2 separate regions of the Mus musculus genome follow, and region 1 is linked to region 2. A link is a loop called in an ENCODE intact Hi-C map of the cell type or tissue named here. Cell type or tissue: gastrocnemius. All regions are shown on one strand.

Region 1 (8,000 bases), 130 kb after region 2:
GGTGTGGCAACCACACCCTGGATGCTGGTTTTTTTCCTAGAGAGATAACCTTTGGTGGGGTTTGCGGTGGTAGAAAACCCAGTCATTATGACAAAAGAGAAGTCACTATTTTTCTGATACAAAAGTAGTGTATCTTCCTTTCAGAATGGGAAAAATCCAGGCCCAGCAAGAAATATCTACAACCCCATACTGCCATTAGCCACTGTTGAATATATTTGCATATACAAACCTTCTTCATATTTAAAAAAGCATTTAGTTCTCTGCAGTCAATAAATATGCCAGGTGCTGGTCCCTGGGGATTTAGCATGAATAAAATTGTGCTTGTTCTGATGGAAGCTGATATCCCAAGCAAGTATGGTCCAGGAGTGGTGCAGCATGCCTGTAATCTGAGATCCGGGGAGGTGGAGGTTGCAAGATTGGAAGTTCAAGGTCAGCCTCTGTCATATAGTATAGCAAATGTAAGATCAGCCTGGGCTGCAAAAACTAAAACAAACAAATAACAAAACCAAAGCCGGTATAGACAGGATGTGGTAGTACATGCTTAGTATTAACTGATTTTTCTACCCCTTTCCACTGCAACAGATATTCCAGAATAACTCATGAGTTTATCAGTGAGTACAATAACTAGACAGAAACTGCTGGTGAGCAGCTTCTGAGATAGTGACTGCACGGTCAGCCTGGGTCCGAGCAACCCGGTTGATTTGCTGACTTGAATAAACAAAAAGGAAGCTGTGGCTTCTTTGAGCCCTGGAGATTGTATCAGTCAGTTGTTTGTTGCTGTAACAAAATACCCCGGGTGGCTAGTGTTGTAAAAGAAAAGAGGTTTATTTGGTGCTCAGGTTTGGATGATGTCTGCATCTGTCTATGTGGGGTGAGCTTAATCAAATCATGGCAATGGTAGCGGGGTGCAGGGTGCGTGGAAGCACACCTTAAAATGTTTTATTTTAAACACTTGGTGTGTAGACATGCACACACGTGTGTCGTAGTGCATCTTGTGGAGGTCAGAAAACCCCTTTGGGGAATAGTTCTCTCCTTCCGCTGTGTGCAGCAGGTCCCTTTAACCTTTTATCTTTCCAGTCCCTGGATCACATCTTGCATCCTGATACAGGAAATAGGAGAGCCTAGGGGTCAGCTGCTGGATTTTACTACAGTTCACTCTCAGTGGGGTTCATGAGACACCCCAAACAAGGTAAAGAGTTTCACTTTCCAAGGTCTCTACACTGAGAATAAATCCTTCAACACAAGGGCCTTTTAGAGACAAACCACATTTATTTGAACAATGGTAGAGAGCTTGGGGGGTCAAGCTCCAAGGATACAGCCAGAGGAGTCACATAACATAGCACCCCAAGGAGAGCCTAGCTAGCTCTGTTGCAGTAACATTAATAGATTCCTTGTTTGTTTCAGCTGGAGTGGAGTCAGCCTATAAAATGCACTGCAGCGCCAATGGCTATGAGGGTACAGTGCTTGTCTGTAAGCATGGAGACAGGAAGATCTGAGTTCCATCCCAGTGAAAAAGCCAGGCACATCATCTTGTCCCCAGCACCCCAGGGCTGACAAGGTAGAGATGAGTGTATCCTTAGGGCTTGTTAGCTGTCTGTTTCCGTGAGGGATCTTTTCTTAAAAATAAGGTGGGGCACAACTTGGCATCTACCTTTGTCTTCCTCATAGCACTTGCACGAGTGCGTGCACGCGTGTGGGCACACACACACACACACACACACACACACACACACACACACACACACACAGAGCAATGCAGAGGGAAGACAGAGCAAGACAGCAGGTGAGTACCCCATTTTTTCTGATCCCATAGACACTCCAGGCTGAATAGCTCTTCGCACACCACCTTTCTGCAGTGCCTGCTTTTAGAATAATGGAAGAAAAGGATGCTGGGAGGAAGGCAGGAAGGAAATCTCTGACTCACCCAGAGTGTACAGAGATGCTTCCTGCTTAAGGGACAGACAGACTGCAGTCCAAGTCACGGACTAGAGATGATTAGAAATGTCTAAATATGAGAAAGCTTATTCATATATAACCTCTTTTTAAAAAGATCTACTTTTTTGGTTTTTCGAGACAGGGTTCCACTGTGTATCCCTGGCTATCCTGGAACTTGCTCTATAGACCAGGCTGGCCTCAAACTCACAGGGATCTATCCGCCTCTGCCTCCTGAGTACTGGGATTAAAGGCGTGCACCACCCGTGTCCAGCTAGATTTATTTTATTATTATGTATATTTTATCTCACAGGGTAACCATGCCTGGCTTTGTACTCAAAGATCTTCCAGCCCCCGCCTCCGAAGTGCTGGAACTAAGGCATATGCCCGCCAAGCCCAGCTAAAAATTTATTTTTAAGTTTATGTATGTGTATGAGTGTGCCCACATGTGCGTGTAGGGGCCTTAGGAGGTCAGAGGACAGGGTCGGATAGCTGAAGCTACAGGTGGCTTTGGGCCACCAGACCCATAAGTACTGGGACCTGAACTTGGGTCCTCCTGGAAGATCGATAGTGCTCTTAAGAGCAGTGCCGTCTTTCCAGCCCGTGCTTTATTCCATTTTTTCCTCCTCCTTACACAAATCCTAAGACATAGATGAAATATGTGTGTGAGGGTTGCTGGGAATTAGATTCAAGAAGCAGATTTACTGGCATTGAATAGCTTTGGAAAGGCATCCTGTATGGTCCTTGTCACTAGAGGCAAGGGGACAAGTCCTGAGTGGGGGTGGGAGAGGTGGGGCGGAAGGTCCGACCTTAAAATAGTTCCCTGTGAGAAACAGGACCCCGAAGGAACCGTTCCGCAGCCCCTATCTCCCTCCTCATCTCCTCTTACATTTGTTTAACTCCAGGACTTTTGGGCCCTGCTTTCCATAAAATTTATTATATGGAAAATATTTTTGGTCCTTTAGCTCTCTTACCAAATTTGAAACATTTTAACTGGCTCCAAGAGGCCTTTAAGTCCCATGTGTGGCTATCTTAGAGTTGAGTCATATAAACTTTATTGCCAGCCTTGGTGAAAACTGCATTGCGTTGGGGTCACTTGTGACGTGTGTCACCCCCAAGCCGGGTCCCACTCTCCCTGGGGTTGCCATGGAATGACTGAGTCAACAGCCTACTTCGAGAAGTGGAGGAGCCTTCACGGGTGCTCCGTGGCGCTGTGCTCCTGTGAGATTTGCCATCAAAGTTTTAATAGCAAAAAAAAAAAAAAAAAAAAAAGTTATGAGGATGGAAAAGCTTAATGAGATGATGTCAGGTCACAGGGTCATTTCTACTTAGACTAGAGATGAGAAGGTTAAGGGTCAACTGTGGGCGTAGTTCAGCGATGGGACACTCACCAAATATGTGTGAGACCCTGCTCCCACCCCCAGGGAGAAGAGGTGAAGAGAGCTAAGATAAAGAGGGAAAAAAAATATATATTAAGAAGGGGTTGGGGAGAGTAATGGAGGGAGGGAGGGAGGGAGGGAGGGAGGGAGGGAGGGAGGGAGGGGGCGGGCGATACAACCAAAGATGGGAAATACCAATGAAATATTCTTCATATATTTAGAATAAGGAGTTTCCTCACCTTCTTAATTCTGCTATTCCTATATGAAAATAAGGAGAGAGTTTTTTTTTCTCCTGAAGTGTGTTAAAACTAAGGATCTGGGCTGCAGGCGTAGTTGGTAGCAAGTTTGCTGAGGACACTTGAGGCCTTGAGCTCTATCCCCAACAGTTCACGAAGCAGGTGAGGTGGTGCGTGCCTGTGATCCCACCATGGGGATGTTGAGGCAGGGGGATCAGGAATTCAATGTCATCTTCAGCTACATAGCAAATTTGAGGCCAGCCCCTACCTCAAAAATAAAGTAAAAAGTAAAATAGAGGGGAAAAATCTAAGATAATGAAGAAACTTGGAAATTTTATCTTACATAGAATCAGATTTTTAAAGCCACCTCGTAAGAAAATGCAGGACCCCGTTTTTTATCATCCTAAGATCACTCCATATTTTGGAAGGTTCTGGAAACTTTAGCAGGCGAGAGACTTAGATCCTTGAGTATCTATCTCATCCCAGGATCCTCTCCTGTTTTGCTCTTTTCTGTCTACAATGGAGGTAAAGAGAGTTTCCTGCCATTGGCTCTTGCTGCAATGATGCTCTAGAGTTGAGCCTTCTTAAGCAAGTAATTCCATGAGGTCTTATTTGTCAATTTCTTTTTCCCTAGTGACAAACCATTGCCTGTTGTAACGTGAAGCTCCCCCACCCTCCAATCCAGTGTTCTCTTTTACAAATGCTGCAGTGTCAGGCCTTACATTTGAGTCCTTAATTCATTTTGAAGTTTTAAAAAAAAAACTTTTTTAGATTTTATTTTTGTATACAGGTGTTTTTGCCTGCAGTATGCAGTGCCCTTAGAGGCCAGCAAAGAACATTGGATTCTCTGGGGCTGGAGTTACAGGTGGTTATGAGGGCCTTGGAGGTGTTATGAATCCAAGGTTCACTGAACAGTAACAAGTGCTCTCAACCACTGAGCCATCTATCCAGCCTTCGAGTTATGTATTTTACATGTACATTTTAAATTTGAGGCAGGAGAACTAATAAGGATTTTTTTTTTTAAATTTCCAGCAAAATGCTACACGGTCTCTGTAAGAAAAACATGAAACAAAACAGAGCCTGGTCTGACCAGGTGACTGTGCCTCCCTCCTGCCGCTGGCAGCCATGTCTGTGTGTCCCCCATCGGCGAGCCTCTTAATCAACATTACCGGATCATATACTGTTTCCCAATGGATGTCTTCCCATTGGCTTCCCACTAATCAGTAAGAAAGCTACAGATTGAATTTGCTTGTCTCATACCCTTCAGTTGTCCTAAAAGTCAGTTGTTTTTGGTTTTGATTTTTAATTATGTATATGTGTCCGTGGAGGCCAGAGATGTTGGATCCCCAAGCACTGGAAGCGCAAGTTGTGAGCCACTGGGCGTGGGTGCCAGGAATGGGACTCAGACTTTCTGCAGAGTAGTGGTGTGTGCTTTCATACAGTAGTCTGAGCCATCTCTTATGTCCCAAAGCTAAGAATTCTAAACAAGTATTCTGAGCTCTTCTCTTTGCTCCTTTTGTTATCTTAGATAATATTTTAGATAATCTTCTCCTTCCTCTCTCCTTTCTTTCTTGCTTGCTTACTTGCCTTCTTTGACGTGCCTCGCTATGTAGACCAGGCTGGCCTCAAACTCACAATAATGGCCTTTTCTCTTTTCCTGGAATTCCTTCTTTTTCACATGGAAGAAAGTAACCCATCTCGAGCTGTGGCCACGTGACGCACGCCGCCCATGGTCTCTCCTTCCCTTGCAGTGTCTTGGTCCAGACATTATTCAGGCTCTCCCTTCTGTTTGGGTCCTTTGCTGTGCAGTGGTATGAATGAATGTCACCACAGCTTAGGAATCCAGAAGAGCACGTCTGGCCTGCCCTGCTGGAAAGCTCCTTCCCTTGGGTCCTCTTTGTTTTTGCCTCAGTTTCTTCTTCTGTATTGTGACCAGGATCCTAATTGTACCCACCTATTGGAGTTATTAGGATGAATTCAAGCAGCTATTGCGGGAAAAGCTCTTGGACAGCTTCTGGCACATTCTAGAGTGGTCTGCAAAGCGTTTTTCATTAAGGTGAAAGGGCACTCTCTGTGCCTTGGCCTTCTGCGCTCTCCGAACCCCACCTGGGCTGTCAGTAAAGTAACAGGATGCTGGCTCCCATGCCAGGGTAAACAACCCTGGCCGAGCCCTGGGCTTATGAATTATTCCTTAGCAGGCTTCTTCTCCGATGACTTAAAATCGTAATCAATGATAGAGGAAGGATTTACTGCTTTTTAAATTTCTTTTTTAGGTCACTAGGCTGGCCTCGGTTCTCTGGCTATTTAGGAAAGCATAATCCTTTCCAGGGAATGGATTGGTTTAGATTGGAAAGGGGAGGGGTGGCTTTGGGGGAGTAAGAGTGCAGGCTGCAGAGGAGGTGGGAAAATTTAGGAGGTGAGGGATTCGGGGAAGGGATTGGCTCCAGGACAGAAGTGTCTAATGGCAGAGCCCCAGGTGGGCAGTGGATGCTGGGAACATAGGAAGGAGGATCCTGGTGTGCACAGCGAGTGTCAGGAAGTGACGTATGCATGGGTGAGGAGTCATAACCTATCCTTGCCTTTCTTGACCTTTCCCCAAAAGACACTAAAGATGGGGAGGAAGGGCTGGGAGCTTGTGGATTGTTTGGAAAGTTTAAGAGGGGTGTGGACGGAGGAGAGAGCAGGCCAGATTTATATAGATCACGGAGTGAAAACCCCGGAAGTGAAAGTCAGGAGGCTCCAGAAGTCTGAGTGGCTGAGACACAAACCTTTAAGAAGCTGTGGGCACATAGCTCAGGGCAGAGCATTTGCCCACTATGTACAAGTCCCGGCTTCAGGTCCAAACACTACAAGAGGAAAGTACAGAACAAACTCACTTCCCTGAGCCGAAGGTGAAAGACAGGGTCTCCAGCTCTGAAGCCCAGGGCTTCGTGAGTAGTGGGAGGGATTTGTCAGGAAGCAGTGCCAAAGTCAAATTCAATGATTAGATAGGAACAGAGAACGACAAGAATGGATTTGGCTGCTCCGTTTGGGAATTCTTGTGGGATCTAGAGGGGAAGGGACGGGATCATCAACCCAGACAGATAAGCGTCTAGGGGGAGTGTTGTTGGCAAATAGACTACAGATGCTGGTGGGATAGGGAGGCGCCAAGGAGTGACTCCTAGACTTCCCACCTGTACAGGTGGGTGGCAAGAATTCAGAGGGAATTTTACCCCTTATATAACCCGTTTTATTGCTCAAAGCCTAGCACGGATAAGCTATCTTTCTACTTCCCAGAGTCGCAGTGGAATCCAAGTGGCCTTGTCTTTTAGGGACAGGGAGACACATTGTTGCCGTGCCACTTAACACGCTGGAGTAGCATCTTTGTGGCCCAGGTATTTTCTCCAATCCTTCAAAGAGCCTAGGAAGCATTCTTTCCTGTGGAACGGTGCACCTGGCCACACTGCTGAGTGTTAAGTTGTTTTCGTTAAGCATCTGTCTTTGAGTCTAGAACGAACAGAAATAAGGAAACATAGGTAAACATAACGGCAGAAAAGGTACTCTGGATTCCTGTTTTCCTGTCTTAGTAGCTGAGCTTGTACTGGGTACCTGTAAACCCAGCTCCCTGGAGCCAGAGGCAAGAGAAAGGTTGCAAACTCGAGGCCAACCTGATCCACATCGCAGCTTCCAAACCACCTAGGGCTACAGAGCAAGACCCTGTCTCCCCACTCTCCAAAGAGTAAAGTGGAGGTTTGTTTATGCCTTTGAGCTCATTAATTGACCAGACTGTCTAGCCAGTGAAGTCTGGGGACCCTTTCTCTCTGTCCCCGAGTCTTGGGAACACAGGTGTCCAGTGCGGCTTCCAGCGTTCGAGTGGATGCTGGGGATCTGAAGACAGGTCCTCATGTGTGCATAGCCCACACTTCTCCAGCTGAGCCATCTTCCCAGCCCCTTGGGAAGCATCTAAACAAAAAAGCAGCTTATATGCTATCTGTAATTTAAGTTTTTTTCTTTGTTGCCTCGACAGCCTTGCTAAGTTTTTATCAATTTTTTTTGTCGATCTTTTCAAAGAACCAACTTTCAGTCTTATTGATTTTTCTATTTTCTAGTTTATTAATTTACACTCTAGTCATTGCCTTTGGCTCTAGCTATAATTCTTTTTGTTGTTGTAAATTTTTCTTTACAGCATCTTTAGGTAGAGAGTGGGGTGCTTTCAGGTCTTGTGTGTGTTTATGTTTGCCTGTTCGTGTGTGTACAGGGATGCATGCATCTGGCTAAGAGCACTTTCTACATACCCGTGGCGGTACAGTAAGCACTTTACCCACTGAGCCATTTACCCAGCCCTGGAACTCATTTTATTCTTGTCCAGTGGGCCATTTTACATCTTACATACATCTCTCCTGTCTTTTGTTGTATTTTCCAGTGCTGGGGATTGAATCGGTCTTAAAGATACAGAGTATCCACCTTAGCTTTA
Region 2 (8,000 bases):
GCAGGCACCGGGCACACATGTTGTACACAGACACACATGAAAGCAAACACTCATACACATAAAATAAAAAATTAAGGCCAGGCGTGGTGGTGGCACACGCCTTTAATCCCAGCACTCGGGAGGCAGAGGTAGGCGGATTTCTGAGTTCGAGGCCAGCCTGGTCTACAGAGTGAGTTCCAGGACAGCCAAGGATATACAGAGAAACCCTGTCTCGAAAAACCGAAAATAAAAAAAATTAAGGAGGGCCAGGCGTGGTGGCGCACGCCTTTAATCCCAGCACTCGGGAGGCAGAGGCAGGCGGATTTCTGAGTTCAAGGCCAGCCTGGTCTACAAAGTGAGGTCCAGGACAGCCAGGGCTATACAGAGAAACCCTGTCTCGAAAACCCAAAAAAAAAAAAAAAAAAAAAAAAAAAAAATTAAGGAAAACCTTTGAAAAAGAAAAACCAACAGGATGTGTGTGGGGAAAGGTCTGACATTGAAGAACAGAGGATGACCAAGGTCATGGTGTCACATGAATACACATAGCCCAGATGACCTAGAACTCCTGATGATCCCACAGCCTCAGACTCCTGGGTGCTGTGATGGATGGTAAGCCTGTACCACCAAGCCCAACCCAAGACGTTGCAGCAGAGTACCTGTCTATAAATGTGATTGGTGGCCTCAGGTCTGGAACCCATCTAGAAGGGTTTTGGTTTTTAATTTTTTTTTGAGACAAGGTCTCACTATGTAGCCAGCTTTTTCGTTTTCCTTTTGCATCTGGTTGAGAGTACACCTGCCCTGTTTCTCCCACCTTCTCTCTTCTGCTGACATCAGTGTCTAACTTCTCTGGGGTTCCAACGTGGCCTAAAGACTGCTGGTTCTCCAGGAATCCTCTAGGTCTTTAGCTCCAGAGTGGGATAGCTAAAGAATCCAGATTCACAGACCAAGTAGCTCCTACTGGGTTGTTAGCTTCTCCAGTGTGTGGACTACCACACTCATGCAGTCCCAAGGCTGACAGTGTTCTTCCTACATCTTGGACAGGTCTCTTCAAGAGGTGCTAATGAGTGTCCTCTGGTTTACACACTTAAGCCCTTAGATGATGATGAGTCTTTGTCTTTCTTCTACTTACTGACTGCCCCAAGAAACAGCAGTTCCACCACATTTCTTAAAAGCCTGGGCTCCCCTTCTATCTGTCAGCCTAAGAAAACGGGTTTTAACAAAGCATCCCCACTGTTTCCCAGGGGCTATGGGAGCTCCCACTCTTAGCAGTGATGGCTTCTCACTGCCAGCTAGTCAGTGGTTGGGGTGGTTACAGAGTCCCATTGTTGTCTCTTTTCTTGGCTCCCAGGCTACACCAACTCAAGTCCAATCTCCCTAGAAGCAGATGCAGAGATGGATACAGCACCAAGGGAGATTCTGCGAGGTCTTGCTTGGGTGGTCCATACCTATGGGCAAGTGAAGGCAGGAGGAGTCAGAAGGCTGAACTGTAAGTCAGTAACAAAGGCCTCCCTCCATGTTCCAGAGGGAGCTCTCAGGGCTTCTGAGAGCTGTACATCTTCTAACCCCTCAACAGCAGGAGGCCCAGGTCTTTATACACCCATGCTCACAAAGAGAAGTTGCCTCTTGAGATGGAAGTAACCAAGGGAGGCAGGCAAAGACAAGTTCACTCAGTTTTAACATACAAGATCTGGAGTCGGAGGTACAGTCTGGATAGCACACCACACAGTGTGCACCAAAGAGCCTCGGAGACAGGCATGTGACCCAGGAGTTAAGAGTGCCCAAGGGGTAGAATAGAGAAGGGTGGGAAGCTGGGTCCCATCTGGGGTTTACTCATGGGGCCTTCAGACAGCTGTGGAAACTGTCCTGCTGTGAGAGCACAGCTGGGGCTATTACAATCTGGCAGTCAAGGCTGCTTTAGAAATGTGGATTGTGGGCTGCTGAGATGGCTCAGCGGGTAAGAGCACCCGACTGCTCTTCTGAAGGTCCGGAGTTCAAATCCCAGCAACCACATGGTGGCTCACAGCTGGGGCTATTACATCCATAACGAGATCTGGCGCCCTCTTCTGGAGTGTCTGAAGACAGCTACTGTGTACTTACATATCATAAATAAATCAATCTTTAAAAAAAAAAAAGTGGATTGTTTAAGTAGTTGATAAAAAAAAAAAACCAAAAACCAGAGTGTGAAATTGCAAGTGAGAACCGGGCGTGGTTTACTTGGGAGGCAGAGTAGGTGGATTTCTGAGTTCGAGGCCAGCCTGGTCTACAAAGTGAGTTCCAGGACAGCCAGGGCTACACAGAGAAACCCTGTCTCGAAAAACCAAAAAGGAAAAAGAAAAAAAAAAGAAAAGAAAAAAAATTGTAAGCGAGGACGGAAAAGGATGGCAGAGGGGCATGGGCATGAAGGATGGGGGCGGTGTGTGTGTGTGTGGGTGTGTGTATATGTGTGTGGGTGTGTGTATATGTGTGTGTGTATGTGTGTGTGTGTGTGTGTGTGTGTGTGTGGGTTGGGTGTGTGAGCAGGCCAGGTGATTCAGCACTGCAGTCCCAGGGGTTCTGGGCAAGATGGCTCAGCTGGTAATGACACCAAGCCTGAGGACCTGGGTTGGATCTGAGATACACTTGGCAGTTGGAATAAACTCAGACAAGTGGTCCTCTCACCTTCATGATAGATAAATGAATATGTTTTAAAATGAATTAACATAGATGCCAACTGTTTTGTGAGACAAGGGCTCCTGTAGTTCAGCTGGTCTCCGACTCCCTACAACCAGAGACTCTGACTGTGTCTTCACCCTTCTGTTTCTGATTCTCAAGTGCTGGCAACCGAACTGAGCCACAACCCCAGCACGAGACGGGGCTTCTGAAATTGTGGTCCTGTTGTCCAACCTTTCTTCCCACTGCTGGGGTCATAGAGTGTACCAACACTTCTTGTGTGTCTCCAACCTCGTTAGGGGAGGAAAGAGAAAACTAACAAAATTTGTAATCCTGGGGGAAAAAATCATTCTTTCATTATAATTAATATTAAGCTCCTAGTTAAGGAGTTTTATAGATTCTTGAAGAATGCAAACATGTCTCAGAGGCAGTAACAAGCCTGAAAATCTGGCAATAGACAACAGTCCACTGTAGGCCCAGTGCCACACTGGACCAACAGCCTCATGCAGCTGCTCCCTCATAGGATGTGATAGGTTTCCAGTGTGCCAAGCTGCAACTCCAGGCAACCAGCTACCTCTGCAGACAACTGTGCAGGATATGTTCCCACTACTTCAAAATCCACACAACTCGAACATGCTATGTCGACACAGATTCGTCATAGCTTTGTTAAAAGATTTATTTCATGTGTATGTGTGCCAGCGCTCATACCATGCATGGTGTGTACGAGGTCAGAAGATAACATGAGAACTCTCTTCCACAAGTTATCTTCTGGTCTCTGCACATACACTATAGATAGCTCTTGCAGGTGAACGCTGGGAAGGCTGGAGAGCTAGCTTAGCTATTATGACACTAGCAGCTCTACCACAGGGCCTGGGTTCAATTCCTAGGACTCATATGGCGGTTCACAACCATCTGCAGATCCAGTTACAGGGGATTTGACACCCTGTTCTGAACTCCTTGACACCAAACACACAACCCCAGCAAACACCCACACACACCTAAAACAAAAGAATTTCAACCCTTCACTTGGGAGATGGCTCAGTGGATAAACGACTGGCTCACAAGCCAGAGGAACAGAGTTCAGTGTCCAAAATGGATCTGGATCCTAGTTGTTCTTCCAGTGAAGACAGACCAGAATCCCCACAAGTTCACCAGCCAGTAGGTCTGGTTATATAGCAGTGAGTCTCCAGCGAGAAGGAAAGCAAGTGCTGAACGAGGTTGGCCTGTCACTGCCACACTAGTATCCAGCAAACACCCTTGGCCATCCCACTGGTCCCAAGACCTGGTAAAAACTGAAGTTGTCTGCAGGCCAGTGATGGCACACACCTTTCATCCCAGCTCTAGGAAGGCAGAGGCCAGCCTGGTCTACAAAGTGAGTTCCAGGACAGCCAGGGCTACACAGAGAAACCCTGTCTCGAAAAACCAACCCCCCTCCCCCCCAAAAAAAACAAACCAACCAAACCAAAGTGGGAAAACAAAACAACAACCAAAAAAAAAAAACATTTGTCTAAAGACAAATGAATAATTAAAAGACCGGGGTGGGGGTGGTGAACATAAATCATAGCACCAAGTAAAAGAAGCGACAGAGGTGTTAGCCTTTCTATTTCAACCATGTGACCTCCTGCAAAGAGGTCACACTGGAATCTGTGTTGTTGGGGACCGAGGACAGGGTTTGTGCATGCTAGGCAAGTGCTCTACCATTGAGTCATGTCCGCAAAGACAAAATTACAGAGATGGTAAAAACCCGAGAGGGCTCAGCCAGAGGCAGAATAGCAAAGACTTGGGAGGGCTGAGAAATATTTTCCAATGGTGGATCCCAGCGACTTAAAGGACCTGAAACTGCAGGCTGTCAGTGTGCTGTCAACTTCAGGATTGAAGCTGGTGAGCAGACAAGCATCCATCAGGCTGAAGATCTTTTTTTTTTCCTCCATTTAAAAAAAAATAGTATTTTCTTTATTTACATTTCAAATGTTATCCCCTTTCCTGGTTTCCCTTCTGAAAACCCCATGCCCGTCTTCCTCCCACTGCTCACCAACCCACCCACTCCAGCTTCCTGGTCCTGGCATTCCCCTATATGGATGGGGGCATCAAGCCTTCACAGGACCAAGGGTCTAAACACACAAACAATAGATGGGGAGATGGCTCGGCAGTTAAGGGTACTTGTTGCCCTTGCAGAGGACCTGGGATGGGTTCCCAGCATCCACACGGTGGCTCACATAGAGCTGTGACTACAGATCCTCTAGCATCCTCTAGCCTCCGTGGGCACCAGGCATGCAAGTGGTCCACATACATACATGTAGCCAAAACATTTCTATATGTAAAATACAATAAACAAATGAAATATATGTTTTAAAGAAAAATAAAGCAAAGGTTAGCTGCAAATGGCGGGGTTGGCCTCAAACTCAAGAGGCCAGCCTGCCTGTTTCTGCCTCAGCCTGTCTCTGCCTCACCAGTGTTGGGACTAAAGGCGTGCACCACCACGCCTGGCTAAACCAAACACTGTTCCCCATTCACGAATACCTATTCTCATATCCCACTTAAAGGCCACCAAATTGTCCTATTTCATGATTCCACAATTTGGGACAATTGTGGGACCTCTGTGGTATTTTTTCAAAGAACACATACCATACCTCCTCCACTTAAAATAAAAAACCTTTAATTTTCTAACATTTTAATCTATTTTCTTTGAAATAACAAACAAAAAACCCACCATCTTACAAAACTTGCTTATACTGATTGATCTCAGAGGCTGACATAAAAGCACCTGTTTCAATGCTATGAAAGAGAAAAACTAAACCATGACATTTACTATGAAGATGGCCTTTAGCTTTTCAGTCTTTTTTTTTTTTTTTTTTTTTTTGGTTTTTCGAGACAGGGTTTCTCTGTATAGCCCTGGCTGTCCTGGAACTCACTCTCTAGACCAGGCTGGACTCGAACTCAGAAATTCGCCTGCCTCTGCCTCCCAAGTGCTGGGATTAAAGGCGGGCACCACCACCGCCCGGCGTTAGTCATTTTTCAAAAAGATTTATTTATTTTATGTATATGAGTACACTGTCGCTGTCTTCAGCCATACCAAAAGAGGGCATCAGATCCCCATTACAGATGATTTTGAGCCACCATGTGGTTGCTGGGAATTGAATTCAGGACCTCTGGAAGAGTAGTCAGTGCTCTTAACCGCTGAGCCATCTCTCCAGTCCCTTTTCAGTCATTTTTAAAGTATAGTAATTATATTACCTAGAACCAGGGTGTGGAACTGGAGATTCTATAGAGATAATGAACTTGGCCTGTTATGGGCATAACTAGACCTGAAGCCTGGAAGGAGCCCTATATGAGTGACACTTGAGGGGCCATGCCAAGTGACACAGGTCTGTCATCCTAGATACTTCGCCAGTTTATGCATTATTCCAAGTTCAAGGCTTACTGGGTTAGAGTGAGCTCAAATCTAGCCTGAGCAACTTAGTGATACCCTGTCAAAAAACAAAAAGTAAAAATGTAAGGCCAGGTTTATAGTTCATGGGCAAGCTCTCATATCCGAAGCTCTGGGCTGGACTTCCCATAAACAAAAAAACCTTAGGTGTCAGGCATAAGTTTATACAAAGGATGTGGGAGAAGTGAACAGCTCCCAAAGCCAAACCACAATACCATCAGTAGTGACTCCTGTAACAGGATTTAACAGAAAGCAGCTCGTAACATCATCATCTGACTTAGTTAACGACCAGCTAAACCGGGCTTGGGAGTGCACACCTGAAGCCTGGCTTCTGGAAAGGGGAGGGAGGCTCCACAACACAGCAAACTTCAGGTCAGCCTAGGCTACGGAAGACCCCCTCAAAACCAGCAGGATGTCAGAGAAGTGCAAGGGGCCAACATCATCAAATACTGTAACTCAAGTTTGCTTATGGGGGTGGAGGTGTAGCTGAGTTGGGAAGGGCTTGCTTAGCACTGTACAGAGCCCAGTGCCCAATCCCAGAAGCACCTGGGAAGCAGAGACAGGATCAGATTGCTGTCCTCCCCCACATTTTGAGCCACCATGTGGTTGCTGGGAATTGAACTCAGGACCTCTGGAAGAGTAGTCAGTGCTCTTAATCGCTGAGCCATCTCTCCAGTCCCTTTTCAGTCATTTTTAAAGTATAGTAATGCAATGTGAGAGAAAGAACGCAGAGTCCATGAGAGCATTCCAAATGCACTCAGGCCAGAGCCTTCCTGTCAGTGTCAAAACACAAAGCAAACTCCACGCACAAGATCCTTGCATGGTCTATGGTTTTTTTTTTTTTTTTTTTTTTGGTTTTTTATTTTTGGTTTTTTTATTCTATAAGTCATCAATAGCTTTATGACACAATCCTTTATAAACACTTGTTAATCACCACCCTGGCAACTTCAGGAGCTAACACATGTCCTGTTTTTATTACTATCACGTGGCTGTCAGGTGAATAAAAACAAATAGTATGAACACACTCAAGGAAAGCTGAGACACAAACCTTTCTGTCTTCAGACTGAAAAAATGTTTTGCAGTTATCATGAAATCAGAGAGTGGGAAAGGCAGAGGGGGCTTAAACACATTTACTATCTTAAAATTTTAGCAAAAAAGGTCGAGAGTAAGAAAAAAACAACATATACACCATGAAAACAGTCTTTCTTTTTTAATGACCTCCAATTTTGTGTCTTCTAAAAGCATCCAGAGCCTCATTGTAGATTATGTATCATCTCCTCTTTGGCTATGAGGTGTGTCGTTTTGTTAACCAGAGACATCAGCGAGTTCAGTTTCTGAGACCAGTCATTTAATAAATTATTTGGATCCTTGGGTCTCTGGAAGTTGATGACTCCAGCCAACCTGTCTACTTTAGCAAAGATGGTCTTGTTAACGACTAGATTCGAGAGGAAAGCCTCTGACTCCTGTGAGAGACAGACAGATTGGATTAAGATGGATAACTAAACATTCTAAAATTCTCCACCCATGAACACACAAGCTGAGAGCACTGACAGTTCCTTGCCAACCACTGAGCTGACCATGATGATGAAGATACAACACTGGATGATCAACTAATGAGTCTCCTGTCAAGTGTGGTGGCAGCTCCCAGCACGGGGGAGGTGCAGGCAAGACCAGGACTTGGCGGGAACATGGTTCCTTTCTGCACCGACTGTAAATGCAGAGTTAACAAGGAAACCAACCAACACAACATCTGAGTGTCTCTATAACGAGGTCTGAGACTAAGTGTAACCCTGTAGATTTAGAGCCCTGGTGGCGATGAGAAACAGGGCTAGCGCCATGAACTGGTCCCACTTTTATACTCCTCCCTCCTTTCTTCTCTGCAGTGCTGGGGATTAAACTGGGGCTGCACAGGCTAGGCATGCACTTGCCCGCTGAGCAGGATTCC

The links. Peaks named below come from ENCODE experiments on the same cell type or tissue, not always from the same donor. Only the 100,000 strongest peaks of a DNase experiment are listed, where the experiment ranks them.
Region 1: it touches region 2 in a loop (32-fold over the local background); 4 of 42 quality-filtered maps call a loop at or near these places.

The regions. Positions count from the first base shown.
Region 1 is chr11:107,364,591-107,372,590 of GRCm38, reverse strand. The region is part of intron 1 of Pitpnc1 (phosphatidylinositol transfer protein, cytoplasmic 1); the gene reads left to right. Among named protein-coding and RNA genes, the nearest start is that of Gm11716, 33 kb to the right of the region's middle. In gastrocnemius, no CTCF peak of the experiment used is centred here; no DNase peak of the experiment used is centred here; H3K4me3 peaks cover 987 bases; H3K27ac peaks cover 3,053 bases.
Region 2 is chr11:107,497,042-107,505,041 of GRCm38, reverse strand. Psmd12 (proteasome (prosome, macropain) 26S subunit, non-ATPase, 12) reads right to left here. Exons shown (of 11, transcript NM_025894.2): 11 at 7,006-7,518. The coding sequence ends at 7,309. Among named protein-coding and RNA genes, the nearest start is that of Psmd12, 22 kb to the right of the region's middle. In gastrocnemius, a CTCF peak has its summit at 2,035 (motif pointing left); no DNase peak of the experiment used is centred here.